3 separate regions of the Homo sapiens genome follow, and regions 2 and 3 are each linked to region 1. A link is a loop called in an ENCODE intact Hi-C map of the cell type or tissue named here. Cell type or tissue: IMR-90. All regions are shown on one strand. Region 1 holds the start of SPNS1 (SPNS lysolipid transporter 1, lysophospholipid). Region 2 holds the start of LOC124903676 (a long non-coding RNA gene). Region 3 has its middle 87 kb from the start of LAT.

What was found. Hi-C counts contacts between places; a loop is a spot of excess contacts. Peaks named below come from ENCODE experiments on the same cell type or tissue, not always from the same donor. Only the 100,000 strongest peaks of a DNase experiment are listed, where the experiment ranks them.
Region 2: a loop joins it to region 1, with 23 times the contacts of the local background. A loop is called at or near these places in 3 of 110 quality-filtered maps.
Region 3: a loop joins it to region 1, with 8 times the contacts of the local background. A loop is called at or near these places in 2 of 110 quality-filtered maps.

The regions. Positions count from the first base shown.
Region 1 is chr16:28,971,285-28,976,284 of GRCh38, reverse strand. SPNS1 (SPNS lysolipid transporter 1, lysophospholipid) reads right to left here and starts at 1,507. Exons shown (of 12, transcript NM_032038.3): 1 at 893-1,507; 2 at 728-793. The coding sequence starts at 1,133. RefSeq lists a silencer at 1,151-1,240, a cis regulatory region at 1,277 and enhancers at 1,193-1,362, 1,461-1,570, 1,651-1,770. In IMR-90, a CTCF peak has its summit at 2,174 (motif pointing left); DNase peaks (open chromatin) are centred at 1,584 and 2,134; H3K4me3 peaks cover 1,806 bases; H3K27ac peaks cover 1,343 bases.
Region 2 is chr16:29,254,484-29,259,483 of GRCh38, reverse strand. LOC124903676 (a long non-coding RNA gene) reads left to right here and starts at 705. Exons shown (of 2, transcript XR_007065049.1): 1 at 705-812; 2 at 2,013-3,440. In IMR-90, a CTCF peak has its summit at 1,972 (motif pointing right); no DNase peak of the experiment used is centred here; H3K27ac peaks cover 1,257 bases.
Region 3 is chr16:29,070,039-29,075,038 of GRCh38, reverse strand. It overlaps the pseudogene RRN3P2. Among named protein-coding and RNA genes, the nearest start is that of LAT, 87 kb to the right of the region's middle. RefSeq lists an enhancer at 126-325. In IMR-90, no CTCF peak of the experiment used is centred here; no DNase peak of the experiment used is centred here; H3K4me3 peaks cover 83 bases; H3K27ac peaks cover 32 bases.

The DNA of each region.
Region 1 (5,000 bases):
TTTATTTATTTATGAGATGGAGTCTCGCTCTGTCACCCAGGCTGGAGTGCAGTGGTGCGATCTCGGCTCACTGCAACCTCTGCCTCCCGGGTTCAAGTAACTCTCATGCCTCAGCCTCCCAAGTACCTGGGATTACAGGCGCTCGCTACCATGCCTGGCTAATTTTTGTATTTTTAGTACAGATGGGGTTTCGTCATGTTGACCAGGCTGGTCTTGAACTCCTAACTTCAAGTGATCCACTCATCTTGGCCTCCCAAAGTGCTGGGACTACAGGCGTGAGTCACCACACCCAACCCTCCTGCCATTATTTACTGGGTGTCTACCATGTGCCAAACACTGCACTAGGCCCTTCACAGACAATCTTTTAGTTAATCTTCACATCAGTCCTAAGAGATGATTCGTGTTATTACTTGTTCCATCTTATAGACAAGGAAAATGAGGCTTAGAGAGGTTGAGTGCCTTGCCTACCATCACACAATAAGTGGAAGAGCTGAGATTTAAACCCAGGTCTGTCTTCACCTGGGTGAAGTTATACTTAGTTATACTAAACTGACTCCCTCTTTAAATGTGGTGTCCCGCTGACCCCCGAGCAACATCAGGGCCATCACCTCCCCTAACTGGCCACAAAACCTCCATTAATGAGCCCCTAGACAGGCCAGCGCGTGGCCCCACTTGAGACAGAACAGAAGGAGGAGCGGCTGTGTGACCAGGAGTGGTCCCCACTCACCGGTCTGGATGAGCCCAGAGCTACTGTCCCCGATGTTGAAGAACTGCTCGATGTCGGGAAGGACGCCTGAGGAGAAAATTCAGGATGGTCCGGCAAAGCAGCGCCACCCTCGGGACCCTGGCTCCCCTCTCCTAGACTATCTTCCTCCCAGAAGTGAGTCCCTACCAGCCACGGTGAAGCGGTCCATGTAGTTCAGGAGATTGATGTAGCACAGCACCGCCACTATGAGAGCCGAACGGCCGGGAGACAGGCCGGTGATGCGCTGCAGCCCCTCCTGGTCCGGGACCTCGGGCTCCTCGGACTTCGGGTTCCCCGTGGACCCTGGCAACCCCGGGGTGCCAGGCACTGGCCCGTCGTCCGGGTCATCCGCCTGGCTGAGGAAGGGCGCGGTGTCGGACCCGGCCATGGTCCCGGGGGGCCGCGCCCGCCCGCGCTCCGGTCCCACCGACGATCCCACCTGCGAGGGGAGGAGGCTGGAGAAAGGAGGATGGACCGAACACAGGCGAGGGAAGTGCGCCCGGAGACGGGGAGCTTGCCCTGAAGCACAGAGCACCACTGAGAAGGGACCCGGGCCCTGTCACGCCTCCCCGTCTCAGTAGACACACAGCGCGGAGGGGACGTGCGGAATACACGTGATGTCGGGGACAGGAGCGGGCTGAAGAGGGCACGATCCCACGCGGAGGCCACCCCTCACCCGGGGTAGGAGCCCGCTGCACTTGCTGTCGCTCAGCCCGGGCGCTGCACCACGGCAGCCGCCATGTTGCTTAAAGCCGGTCATGTGACGCGGGAGCCAGGGTGGAAGGGGTCCCCGCGGGCAAGCCTTCGACACGTGACCTGCCACCCGACTACGGAAGCCTCTTGGGCGTTCCGCCCGGGCTCACATGTCATGTGACGGCCGGCCGGTCGCCGGAGTAACCAGGAACTTTCCCAGACCCTGCGGTCCCTGGAGCGTCAAAAAGAGCGTCCCCGTGACTAGGTGGAGTCGCCTGCCCTTCCGAATCTCAGCTGTCTTATCTGGAACCCCCACGTGGCAGACTCCATCTTCATCAAACGGGATAATGGGGTCTCAAAAGGTTTTGGAAGTAGTAGATACCTCTAAAAGCCAAGGAGCAGCCCTAGTTCTCGGGAACCATCCTGTCTTCCTCCCAGGGTCTGGTTGGCGGCTTTTTACTCTCAATAAAGGATGGATGGATGGATGGATAAATGGATGGATGGAGCTTGAGCAGCGCGATGGATGGAGGATTGGAGGGACGGAGGGATGGACGGACGGACGGATGGAGCTTGAGCAACGCCCCGCCCTTTGTTGAGATTCCCCAACCCTGCTAGCCTTGTAAACTCCTGAGCCTTCACCGTGGACACTTAAATACCTATTAAAGGAAGCGTCTCCACCCGCCGCTCCTGGAGCATATTTTTCCTCACTCCAATCGGGATTGGAGCCCTTGCGCCCTCCGGTGGGCTTTTGTAGGGCAGGCAGGAGCTCCTAGCCTAAGGAGACTCCCAGCTGCAGGACTAGGGTCAAAGGGATAACTTGGGAGTGGTTCTTTAGTGGCACCCTATAATCTCCAAGCTACATCTAATAAAGCACTCTAAGTAAAATTAGTATAGTTCTGTGCAAATACAGCTTCAAGACCCATCTTTCAACCAGCCCTTAAAGGCCCTCTACTGAAATCCTGGAATCTCGTGGGGAGAGCATCCCCCAACCCCAAAACGCCTTGTTAGAAACTATTTCGAGTCCGAATACCCATAATTGGCTTTAACCCCCCCCCCCCCCCCATATTAGGTGCCTCGTGTTTCAGAACCTTAAGCTTGGTTTCCCCTGGCGGACAGGAACTTCAGGTTGCAGGCATTTAATTCCCTCAACAAGATATTATTGAACATGTATGTGCCTGGCATTTTACCAGGTTTCAGGGAAAGGCAGACTTACTCCCTTCCCTCGTGGAGCTTATCTAGAGAGTGATACGCATTGTAAATTGCACCTCTGAAGTGAAAAGGCAAGCCACAGGTTGAATGAAAATATTTACAAAGCATCTATCTGCCAAAGGACTTGTATCCATGTAAAGAACTCTTTTTTTTTTTCTTTCTTTCTTTTTTTGGAGACAGACGCTTGCTCTGTCACCCAGGCTGGAGCTGGAGTGTAGTGGCGGGATCTCGGCTCACTGCAACCTCCACTTCCGGGGTCCAAGCGATTCTTGTGCCTCAGCCTCCCAAGTAGCTGGGATAACAGGCACGTGCCACCACACCCGGCTAATTTTTTGTATTTTTGGTAGAGATGGGCTTTCAGCAGGTTGGCCAGGCTGGTCTTGAACTCCTGACCTCAAGTGATCTGCCCGCCTCAGCCTCCCACCGTGCTGGGATTACAGGGGTGAGCCACCATGCCCAGTGTCATTTTAATTTTTATATTTGTAGAGATGAGTTATCGCTATGTTGTCCAGGCTAGTCTGGAACTCCTGAACTCAAGCAATCCTCCCACCTCATCCTCCCAAAATGCTAGGACTACAGGTGTGAGCCACTGCACCCAGCTCTTTTGTCCATTTTAAAAATTGTGTTTTTGGCCAGGCACAGTGGCTCATGCCTGTAATCCTAGCCCTTTGGGAAGCTGAGGTGGGAGGATCACTTCAGCCCAGGAGTTCAAGATCAGCCTGGGCAACAAAGCAAGACTCATCTCTACAAAAAAACTAAATAAATAAAAATTAAATATACACTTCCCATATGACCCAGCAATTCCACTCCTAGGTAACCACCAATGAGAAATGAAAACGTGTCCAAACAAAAACCTGTATATGAATGTTCATAAATGCATTATTCATAATAGCCCAAAAATGAAAAGAATCCACATGTCCATCAACAGGGGCATAATCTATTCATACAACGGGAATAGCTTAACAAGAAAAAGGAATGAACTGTCAGAGACGTTCGGACCAGAGTGACTCCATCTTGAGTGACGGTTAGGAAAATAAGGCTGGGACTTGCTGGACTGAATTACAGAAAGTAAGGCATTCCTAGACTCGACATGTTTATGGTTAAGGAAACAATAACGTTTACTAGGCCGGGCGCAGTGGCTCACGCCTGTAATCCCAACACTTTGGGAGGGCGAGGCGGGTGGATCACAAGGTCAGGAGTTCAAGACCAGCCTGGCCAAGATGGTGAAAACCCATCTCTACTAAAAACACACACAAAAAATTAGCCAGACGTGGTGGTGGGCGTCTGCAATCCCAGCTACTCGGGAGGTTGAGGCAGAGAACTGCTTGAACCCAGGGGGCAGAGGCTGCAGTGAGCCGAGATTGTGCCACTGCACTCCAGCCTGGGCAACCGTGTGAGACACCGTCTCAAAAAAAAAAAAAAAAAATTAGCCGGGCATGGTAGCACACACCTGTAATCCCAACTACTCAGGAGGCTGAGGCAGAAGAATCACTTGAACCTGGGAGGCAGAGGCTGCAGTGAGTTGAGAGAGCACCACTGCACTCCCACCCGGGCAACAAGAGCAAAACTCCATCTCAAATAATAATAATATAATGTTTACTAAACAGACCCAGACTTGGGAGTGTCCAGATATCCCAATATATGGAGAACAAAGCATTCCTAATTTTGCTTTAAAGATAACAATATTGATTCTTGCTAAATATAGTAATTAAGAAAATTAGCCGGGCGCAGTGGCTTATGCCTGTAATCCCAGCACTTTGGGAGGTCAAGGCAGGCGGATCACGAGGTCAGGAGTTCAAGGCCAGCCTGGCCAACATGGTGAAACCCCATCTCTACTAAAAATACAAAAATTAGCTGGGCATAGTGGCGTGTTCCTGTAATCCCAGCTACTCAGGAGGCTGAGGCAGGAGAATTGCTTAAATTGGGACCCAGGAGGCGGAGGTTGCAGTGAGCCAAGATCGTGCCACAGCACTCCAGCCTGGGCGACAGAGCGAGACTCCATCTCAAAAAAAAAAAAAAAAAAAATCCTTTATCACAAACCCTTGTAGCAGAGCACATCTCCCCATATATATGAGTCTTGTACATAAGGTGGATGCCTTCCCCTTCTTACTTTCAGGAATGTCCTACTCTGTCTATGGAGTAGCTGTACTTTCACCAGTTTACTTTTTTTTTTTTTTTTTTTTGAGACGGAGTCTCACTCTGTAGCCCAGGCTGGAGTGCAATGGCATGATCTCAGCTCACTGTAACCTCTGCCTCCCAGGTTCAAGTGAGTCTCCTGCCTCAGCCTCCCAAGTAGCTGACATTATAGGCCCCAACCATCTCGCCCAGCTAATTTTTGTATTTTTAGTAAAGA
Region 2 (5,000 bases), 280 kb before region 1:
GGGGAGCTGTTGACGCCACCTCCCAAAGTGGTGTCTCTCTCATTGACCAGCCGTATTGGGTGGGGGAGGTTCTTAAAATCTGTGTTCTAAACATCCAGGTAATCACTGAAACAGCCCGATGGCTGTGCAGGGCAATCCGTTCATCCTGCCCTCAGATTGAGGCTGGGAAAGAAGTGGCAGGACTCAGCGTGATTTCATGCTCTAGTTTTCTTGAACCTGGGAACTGTTGCAGCCTCAGCAGGGACCTTGCCGTCAACGTTGGCAGTGCCCAGCCTTTGCGTGGTCGAGGTCTGAGGGCCAGACACCCTCCTCGCGCCCGCCCTGCCTTCCCTCCAGGCTCCAGGTCCAGGAGGCTGCCCGGAGGGTCCACCATGCCTAGGTCCATGCAGAGGGTGGCAGCAGGGAGATTGGGGCCGGGTGTTCATTCTCTGGCTCCTGCGGCTTGGCTGCACCCCAAAAAGCCCATCACGGCACCTTCAGACTTTACTGTTATTGGCTCAATAATAGCCCCCAAAGATGCCCACATCCTAATCCCAGATCCTGGGAATATGTTCCCTGGTGATATTTACATGCAGACGTGACTGAGCAGGTGAGTAAGTGAAGGCTCTTGAGATGGGAGTGGCCCTGGGTTGTCCTGGTGGCTCAGTGTCATCCCAGGGTCCTTGAAGAGGGAGGCAGGGAGAGTCACCGCAGGAGCAGGTGTGAGAAGGAACACAGAGTCAGAGAGAAATGGAAAGAGGCTGCGCTGCTGGCCTGGAAGGTGGAGGAAGGGCCATGAGCCGAGGAGTGCAACGGCCTCAGAGGCCACAAAGGTAAGAAAAGGACCCTCCCCTGGAGGTCCCAGGAGGAACCGGCCCTCACACACCCTGATTTTAGCCCAGCGAGGTGTGTGCCAGACTTCTGACCTCCAGAGCTGACAGAGCTGTGAGCCTGTGGTCATCTCGTCGCAGCCCCATGGCACTGACACACCTGTCCTCTTTGGATTCCAAGAAAGGACACCACCCCAGTCCCACCCCAGCCTTCAGGCTTAGGGCGATGGGGCTTCTCTTTCACAGGGTCCTCGGTCCCTTCACACAGGTTCCCTGAGCCCCGCCCAAACCTTTTCAGCACTGTGAAGCCCTCCTCCAGGTGCTGTCTCCCTCCTGCTGGGCTCTGACCAATGTGGTCCTGTTCCTCCTGTTTGGGCAACAGTGTTGCCTTCCCCTGCTACCCTGGAAGTCCCCCAGGCAATTCCATCCATGGGTTCTGATGAGCATGAACCAACTGGCATGACCACCAGGAGCCACCATCTCTCCAGCCCGGGAAGGGCTTGTGTGTGTTGGGGGAGGGGAGGGCACGTGCGGCTGGTCTGAGGTTTTCTCCCGTGTGAAATGTCAGATTCCCAGGACTTTTAGAGTTCCAGGCATGTGTCCTGGGTCCCTTCGCCAGAGCCTACACCAAAGGCTCTGGCCCATGGCACCTGGCACTCACCGTCCCCAGCATGCTGACAGCTCCCGCTGTGAGAGTCGGGGCCTCTGCCAGGCAGCTTGCTCCCTGTCCACAGGAGAGGCCACGGGGCCAGGGAGGGAGGCCATGGGAGCAGCTGCTTCAGCAGCGTGTGGGGACTGCGGGACAGATGCCCACTCCTTGGTACGTTCCATGTTCCACTCCTCTGGGGGCGTCCCCGGAGGCTCAGAGCCCAGTTACCCACAGCGACACCTGCTCATCAGCCCTCATCAGCTCCTTTCCCACCCAACTTGCCCACTCCTTGGTGCGTTCCATGTTCCGCTCCTCTAGGGGAGTCCCCAGAGGCTCAGAGCCCAGTTACCCACAGTGACCCCTGCTCATCAGCCCTTAACAGCTCCTTCCCTGCCTGACTTGCCCACTCCCCAGGGCTGCCTGGGGTCACCCCCAAATCTTGCTCCCAAGGCCTGCCTCTGGGGGCCCAGGCCCAGAGGCCAGAGGCCGCCTCAGCAATCCTGAAGCAGACAGCAGATGGCAGCCTTGGATCAGCCCTTTCTGGCTGTTTCCAGGCTCCAGCTGAAGGTGGAAGGGTGGTTCTGCTGTGTTCTCTTCCTTGGAATTTCTGGGAAAACCACGAGCGGGACTAGAACCCAAAATCTTCATTCCATCGTCAATGAAAGCCAAAGACACCTGGACCTTGGAAACAGTCTGAGCCTTCCTGATGGAGAGCGGATGAGGACCGGAGGGAAAGGGACACCGGACTTTGGAAACAGTCTAAGCCTTCCCGATGGAGAGTGGATGAGGACCGGAGAGAAAGGGCCCTGAGAAAGTAGGCTGCTGCCCTGGATCCCAGACCCAACCAGAGTGGCACAGAGTCCTCCAGAACAGAGCGTGCCCCCGGGAGAGCCACCGGCCCTGCTGCACCTGCTGGGGTGTCCCTGCTGTTCACCCTCCCTGGGCTCCTGGACCACAGCGGGGCAGAGTGGAGGAGGAGGTGTGCACAGAGGCACCATTGTTGTGGGAAGCAGTTTGTTGGTGAGGAGGGAGCTGCGGTCCTGCATGACATCCACACGTGTGACATCCACACGCGTGAAATCAGCACACACGCGTGACATCCACACGCGTGACACCCACATGCGTGACACCAGCACACACGTGACATCCACGCACATGACATCAGCACACACGTGTGACATCCACACGCGTGACATCAGCACACGTGTGCCATCCACACATGTGACATCAGCACACACGCATGACATCCACACTTGTGACAGCACACACGCACACACACTCATCATTCAGACAGGACTAGCACAAGAACCGCACGGAATGACCACAGAGGGTCTTGGCGGGAACGGAAAACAAGCTGCCTCCAACCTCGTGCAGCCTCTTTTTCCTCCAGATCATCGCTAAGTCCTCCCAGGGCTGGTGTGCCCGAGAAGCAGGAGGGTTCCCGAGAGCAGCTTTTTGCTCCCAGGAGTGGCAGGTTCCTGCCGCCTGACAGGCTGCTCGCGGAGGAGGCTGGAGCCAGCACAAACGCCATGTCTTGTCGAGACCTTCACTAGAGTCTCTCCGGTTGTTTTTTTTCTCGAGAAAAATATTGGAAAATTGGTGAAAATATTTACATCGATTTTATCTCTTTATCTTGGTTTGACTTTTTTATTCTCCTTTAAGTTGATTCATTTTTAGTGAAGTGCAAAATAAATTCTCATGTTTGAAGTTTTGGAAAAGTCTGCAGTCCCAGGGAGGTGATGGGTTAAATGCTGTTTGTTGACTGTGGACTGCAGATGGCTCAGCTCTTACCTTGACAAGGACGGTGAGGACGGCAGACATGGGCGCCCGGCTGCTGTGCCTCCCTCCCTGCCTGGCTTCTGCCTGATGCTGCTGCTGAGCCCCCGAATTGCCTCACCAGACCCCGTCCACCCAGACACTGGGAGCCCATGGCCAAACTGGTGTGTCTTGCATTAAAAATAAAACCCATTTATGACATCTGACACAGGCAAGCCTCCCAGGAGTTGTATGAAAATTGTTTTCCAGGTCAATCCCAACTATTGAAACAATTCACAGGGGGAGCAAAGCAAGGCCGGAAGGAAACTCTCCAGAAGATGAGTAAGAGCTGGCTTTGGTGTCTTTTTGGTCCTTTATCTACTTTTATGTGTTTTCCAAATTTCTCATAATGAGAATATTTTGCAAAAAAACAGAAGTTGCCAGGTTTGGACACTCAGGATGAGCTTTCAAAATCAGTTACAGAAAATATTCTCCTCCCTAGGGGTGCGTCTCTGCTTTAATCAGCTTGTCTGAGAGTAGAGAGTAAACCACCATTGCCGTGCCCTCTCCTCTGCTCTGACAGGGCTGCTATCGGGCTTATCTCAGGAATCCCGCAGTAGTCCTGCGGGGCAGGTGCCATTGTAAGGCAAGGCCCCAGAACACACACCCCAGGGCCCAGACCCAGCGCCCATGCCAGGCGCCGTGTGTGCTGTCTCACGGGACCCACAGGGCGACCTGCGCAGTGGGGCCCTCATCCCGTTGCTCGGAGCCTGTGAAGCTGGCAGGCAGCACCAAGGAGCGAGGCAGGGTCCCCCTGCTCCACAGCCCACACCCTCCCAGTGAGCCAAACAGTGTCCTCCAAAGCCACGTCTTCCTGCGACCTCAGAAGGTGGGTTTATTTGGAAAGAGGGTCTTTGCAGGCGTGATCAGTTCAGCTTAGACGAGGTCATACTGGATCAGGGGCCCTAAATGCAACGGTGGGTGTCCCCATAAGAAAAGGAGGAGCCACATGAAGACATGGAAGGAAGAACGCCCTGTAACGATGGAGGCGGAGCCTGGCGGGGTGCACCTGTGAGCCAAGGTCCCCTAAGGACGGAGGCAGAGCCTGGCGGGGTGCACCGGCGTACCGGGGAACGCCGAGGATGGCTGGCACCCCCGGGCAGGCTCCTTGATGCCAGCCCTCTGCTTTCAGGGCTGTGGGGGATACGTTTCTGTTGTTTTAAGCCTCCGGTGTGTGGCATTTGTTACAGCGGTGACGGGAAACAACATCTCCATCATTGTTGGGGACGTCACCACAGAGACGAAAATATGGAAAATACACATCAAGGCAGGCACCCTTGGGAGGGAGAAGGGGAGATGGGGACACAGGGAGACGGGGCAGTGGGGAGACTCGAGGGAGGGAGAAGGGGCGGGGGCCAGGCCGGGGGCCGGGAGACAGGGAGAAGGGGAGACGGGGAGATGGGGAGATGGGGAGATGGGGAGACAGGGAGACAGGGAGACGGGGAGACAGGGAGAAGCTGAGGGAGGGACTGGAGGCCGGTGTCGGCCTCCCAGGCTAGGAGCCAGGAGACAGAGAGAAGGGGTGGGGGCAGCCTGAGGCCAGGCACGGCTGAGTGGCGGTTGACGGGTCCTCCCGGCCTCCTTCCATCCTCCTTCCTCCCCCTTCCCCGCTTCCTCTCTCTTCCTGTGTTAGAATTGTTCCCGGCCCTGGGGAGACAGTGGGAACAAGACTAGTCAGGTGCCCGCCCTTATGTATCCCCACGACGGGCAAGGGGCTTTCAGACACA
Region 3 (5,000 bases), 99 kb before region 1:
CGCCATTGGGCCGAACTAACGCGACCGCTGCGCCTCAGGCCGGATGCCCAGCTCCTTCCAGCCACAGCCTCTGTCCCGGAAGTTGCGCGTGCCAGCGCAACCTTCAGACAATCAGGGGCCCCGTGAGCCACCGCACCCGGCCAAACTTAAATTTTTAAAAGAGGAACAGAAGTCAGCCAGACCAACAAAAGAGCGACTGGTGTTCCAAGCATAGGAAACAGAGGAAACAGAGGCCAAAACCTCGGGACTGTGGAGGATGTAGAGGGAGAGCAGGGGCTGCCCCTACTCTCAGGGAGGGGGAAAGGTTGCAACTTTGGAAACTGTACAGGCCTATCAAAAATACAAAAATATCCAGCCTGGGTGACACGGTGAAACTCCATCTCTACAAAAAACTTAAAAAATAAAAATAATAAAAATTATCTGGGTGTGATGGCACATACCTGTAGTCCCAGCTACTCGGGAGGCTGAGGATTGCTTGAGCCTGGGAGATAGCACCACTGCACTCCTGCTTGGGCAACAGAGTGAGACCCTGTCTCGAAATAAATAAATAAATTTTTTTAAATGCATATGTATGGGCCCGGCGCAGTGGCTCATGCCTGTTATCCCAACACTTTGGGAGGCCGAGGCAAGTGGATCACCTGAGGCCAGAAGTTTGAGACCAGCCTGGCCAACATGACAAAACCCTGTCTCTACTAAAAATACAAAATTAGCCAGACATGGTGGCAGTGCCTGTAATCCCAGCTACTTGGGAGGCCAAGGCAGGAGAATAGCTTGAACCCAGGAGGCAGAGGTTGCAATGAGCCAAGATTGTGCCATTGCACTCCAGCCTGGGTGAGGAGTGAAACTGTGTCTCAAAAAAAAAAAAAAAAAAGGGTGTGTGTGTGTGTGTGTGTGTGTGTGTGTGTGTGTGTTTATATGTATCTCTCTCCAGGAGTTCAAGACCAGCCTGGGCAACATATGATGGTGCATACCTGTAGTCCCAGCTACTTGAAAACTGAGGAGGGAGGATCGCTTGAGCCCTGGAGGTCAAGGCCGCAGTGAGCTGTGATTGCACCCCTGCACTCCAGCCTAGACAACAGATCTAGACCCTATTTCACAAAATAAAATACAGCAATTTGGTTTTTATGTTTTTTGTGTTTTTTTTGAGACAGAGTCTCGCTCTGTCACCCAGGCTGGAGTACAGTGTCGTGATCTCGGCTCACTGCATCCTCTGATTCCCAGGTTCAAGCGATTCTTGTGCCTCACCCTCCCCAGTAGCTAGGATTACGGGCATGCACCACCATGCCCTGCTAATTTTTGTATTTTTAGTAGAGACAGGGTTTCACCATGTTGGCCAGGCTGGTCTTGAACTCTTGACCTCAAGTGATCCACCCACCTTGGCATCCCAAAGTGCTGGGATTACAGGCATGAGCCACCACGCCCCGCCAGCAGTTTGTTAAACATAAACCATAGCTCTGTTTTGCAACAGTGTAAAATCAGTAACTGTCTTTCCTGAGTCTCTATTTGGTCCTTACTGAGTTCCTTGGGAATGTTGGACAGGAATCATCTGTGTCTCAAGGACAGAGGAAATAATTGCACCCTAGCTCACAAAGATACTTCAATACTTCAAGATAACGGTTTAAATGAGAATCTCTTCTTCACTTCCAAGGCAAAGCAAAGCAAAAACAAAAAGCAACAATAGCAAAACAGCAATTTGACAATTATCTGTTTTGTTTTGTTTTGGTTTGAGACAGGATCTCATTGTCTAGCCCAAGTTAGAGCGCAATGGCGCGATCACAGCTCGTTGCAGCCTCGGGCTCCTACAGCTTATGCAATCCTCTCACCTCAGCCTCCCAAACCCACACCACCAAGCCCAGCTAATTTTTTGTATTTTTGGTAAATACGAGGTCTCACTTTGTTGCCCAGGCTGGTCTTGAACCCCCGGCCCAAGTGATCCTCCCACCTTGGCCTCCCAAAGTGTGTCTCCCCACCTATACTCCCATTCTTTCCCTTAAAAAAAGTCTGAGTCTGGGTGCAGTGGCTCACACCTGTAATGCCAGAGCTTTGGGAGGCTGAGGCAGGAGGATAACTTGAAGCCAGGAGTTTGAGACCAGCCCAGGCAACACAGCCAGACTCCGTCTCTACAAATAACACTTTTAAAAAACTTACCCAGGATACCCAAAGGACTATAAATCGTGCTGTTTTAAAGACACATGCACACGTATGTTTATTGCGGCATTATTCACAATAGCAAAGACTTGGAACCAACCCAAATGTCCAACAATGATAGACTGCATTAAGAAAATGTGGCACATATATGCCATGGAATACTGTGCAGCCATAAAAAATGATGAGTTCACGTCCTTTGTAGGGACATGGATGAAATTGGAAATCATCATTCTCGGTAAACTATCGCAAGAACAAAAAACCAAACACTGCATATTCTCACTCATAGGTGGGAATTGAACAATGAGAACACATGGACACAGGAAGGGGAACATCACACTCTGGGGACTGTTGTGGGGTGGGGGGAGGGGGGAGGGGGGAGGGATAGCATTGGGAGATACACCTAATGCTAGATGACGAGTTAATGGGTGCAGCACACCAGCATGGCACATGTATACATATGTCACTAACCTGCACATTGTGCACATGTACCCTAAAACTTAAAGTATAATAATAATAAATAAAAAATAAAAAATAAAAAAACTTACCCAAGCATGGTGGCACATGCCTGTAGTTCCAATTATTTGGCAGACAGAGGTGGGAGAATCACTTGAACCCAGGAGTTGGAGGCTGCAGTGAGCTATGACTGCACCACGACACTCTCTGGCCTGGGTGACAAAGCAAAATCTCATCTCTTAAAAAAAAAAAAAAAGGGGAAAAAAGCTTGACATGTACAAAATAATATGTTAATGTAAGTTATAAGAACATAATGGGCCGGGCGCAGCGGCTCCCGCCTGTAATCCCAGCACTTTGGGAGGCCGAGGCAGGTGGATCACGAGGTCAGGAGATCGAGACCATCCTGGCTGACACGGTGAAACCCCGTCTCTACTAAAAATACAAAAAAAAAAAAAAAAAAAAAAAATTAGCCGGGCGTGGTGGCGGGCACCTGTAGTCCCAGCTACTTGGGAAGCTGAGGCAGGAGAATGGCATGAACCCGAGAGGTGGAGCTTGCAGTGAGCCGAGATCGCACCACTGCACCCCAGCCTGGGCAACAGAGTCAGACTCTGTCTCAAAAAAAAAAAAAAAAAAGAACATAATGAACACCTGTGAACATATCACCCAATTTAAGAAGCCGAACATTAACTAGGACAATTGACACTTACTGTGTGCTGCTCTCGGATCCCACCTTCTACCTGCTTTCCTCCCAATGGCACAATCTCAGCTTACTGCAACCTCCACCTCCCCGGTTTAAGTGATTCTCCTGCCTCAGCTGGGATTACAGGCGTGCGCCACTTGCCTGGCTAATTTTTTGTATCTTTAGTAGACATGAGGTTTCACCATGTTGGTCAGGCTGGTCTCAAACTCCTGATCTCAGATGATCTACTTGACTCAGCCCCTCAAAGTGCTGGGATTACAGACGTGAGCCACCATGCCTGGCCTAGATTTTATATTTCTTCTTAAGTTTGGTGTTTAAATACCCCTAGGAATTTGTTCCTTTCATCTAATTTGTTGGCATACAACTGTTCATAGTATTCCCTGATAATTCTTTTACTTATCTAATGTTGGTAGTGATGTCTCCTCTTTTGCTCCTGTTTTGCAGTTTGAGTCTCCTCTGCTTTTTTCTTGGTCAGTCCATCTAAAGGTTCATCAATTTTATGGATTTTTCAAAGAACCAAATTATTTTGGTTTTACTTACTTCCTCTATTTTTTATTCTCTGCTGCATTTATTTCTGCTCATCTTTATTATCTTTCTTTTTTTTTTTTTTTGAGACGAAGTCTCTTGTCGCCCAGGCTGGAGTGCAGTGGTGAGATCTCAGCTCACTGAAAACTACGCCTCCTGGGTTCGAGCGATTCTTGTGCCTCAGCCTCCTGAGTAGCTGGGACCACAGGCATGTGCCACCATGCCTGGCTAATTTTTTTATTTAGCAGAGACAGGCTTTCACCATGTTGGCCAGGATGGTGTCAAACTCCTGGCCTCAAGCTGTCTGCCCGCTTCAGCCTCCCTAAACTGGGATTACAGGTGTGAGTAATCCTCTGCCTCTGGGAGGCAGAAGTTGCAGTGAGCCAAGATCACACCACTGTACTACAGCCTGTGCAACAGAGCGAGACTCCACCTCAAAAAAAAAAAAAAATTAGCCGGACATGGTGGCACATATCTGTAGTTCCAGCTGCTTGGGGGACTGAGGCAGGGGGCTTGCTTGAGCCTAGGAGGTCAAGGCTGCTATAACCCATGTTTATGCCACTGCACTGCAGCCTGGGCAACAAAGTGAGAACCTGTCTCAAAATAAAAATAAAAATAAGTAAATAGGCCAGGCATGGTGGCGCATGCCTGTAATCCCAGCACTTTGAGAGGCTGAGGTGTGAGGATCATGAGGTCAAGAGTTTGAGACCAGCCTGGCCAACATAGTGAAACCCTGTCTCTACCAAAAATACAAAAATTAGCCAGGTGTGGTGGTGGGCACCTGTAGTCCCAGCTACTCGGGAGGCCAAAGCAGGAGAATCGTTTGAACCCGGGAGGCAGAGGTTGCAGTGAGCCGAGATCATGCCATTGCACTCCAGGCTGGGTGACAGAGTGAGACTCCGTCTCAAAAAAAAAAAAAAAAAAAAAAGGAAATAAATATAGCTTCCTAGGGGATTCTGTTTGCAGAGTGTGTCAAGAATATGAAGCCCAGAATTCAAGACTGCATTATGGACTGTGAAGGCTGAGGAGGGCTGTGAGGAAAGAGTGGGTAGGTTAAAGGAGCAGAGGCAACTGTCATGCCCTTTGGCTCTTCTATAGGAAAAGAGGAAAGAGTGAGCCTTGGGCTGTGTTTTGTGAGGGAATAGTGCCCTCCCTTTGTGGGTAAGCAAAGTTG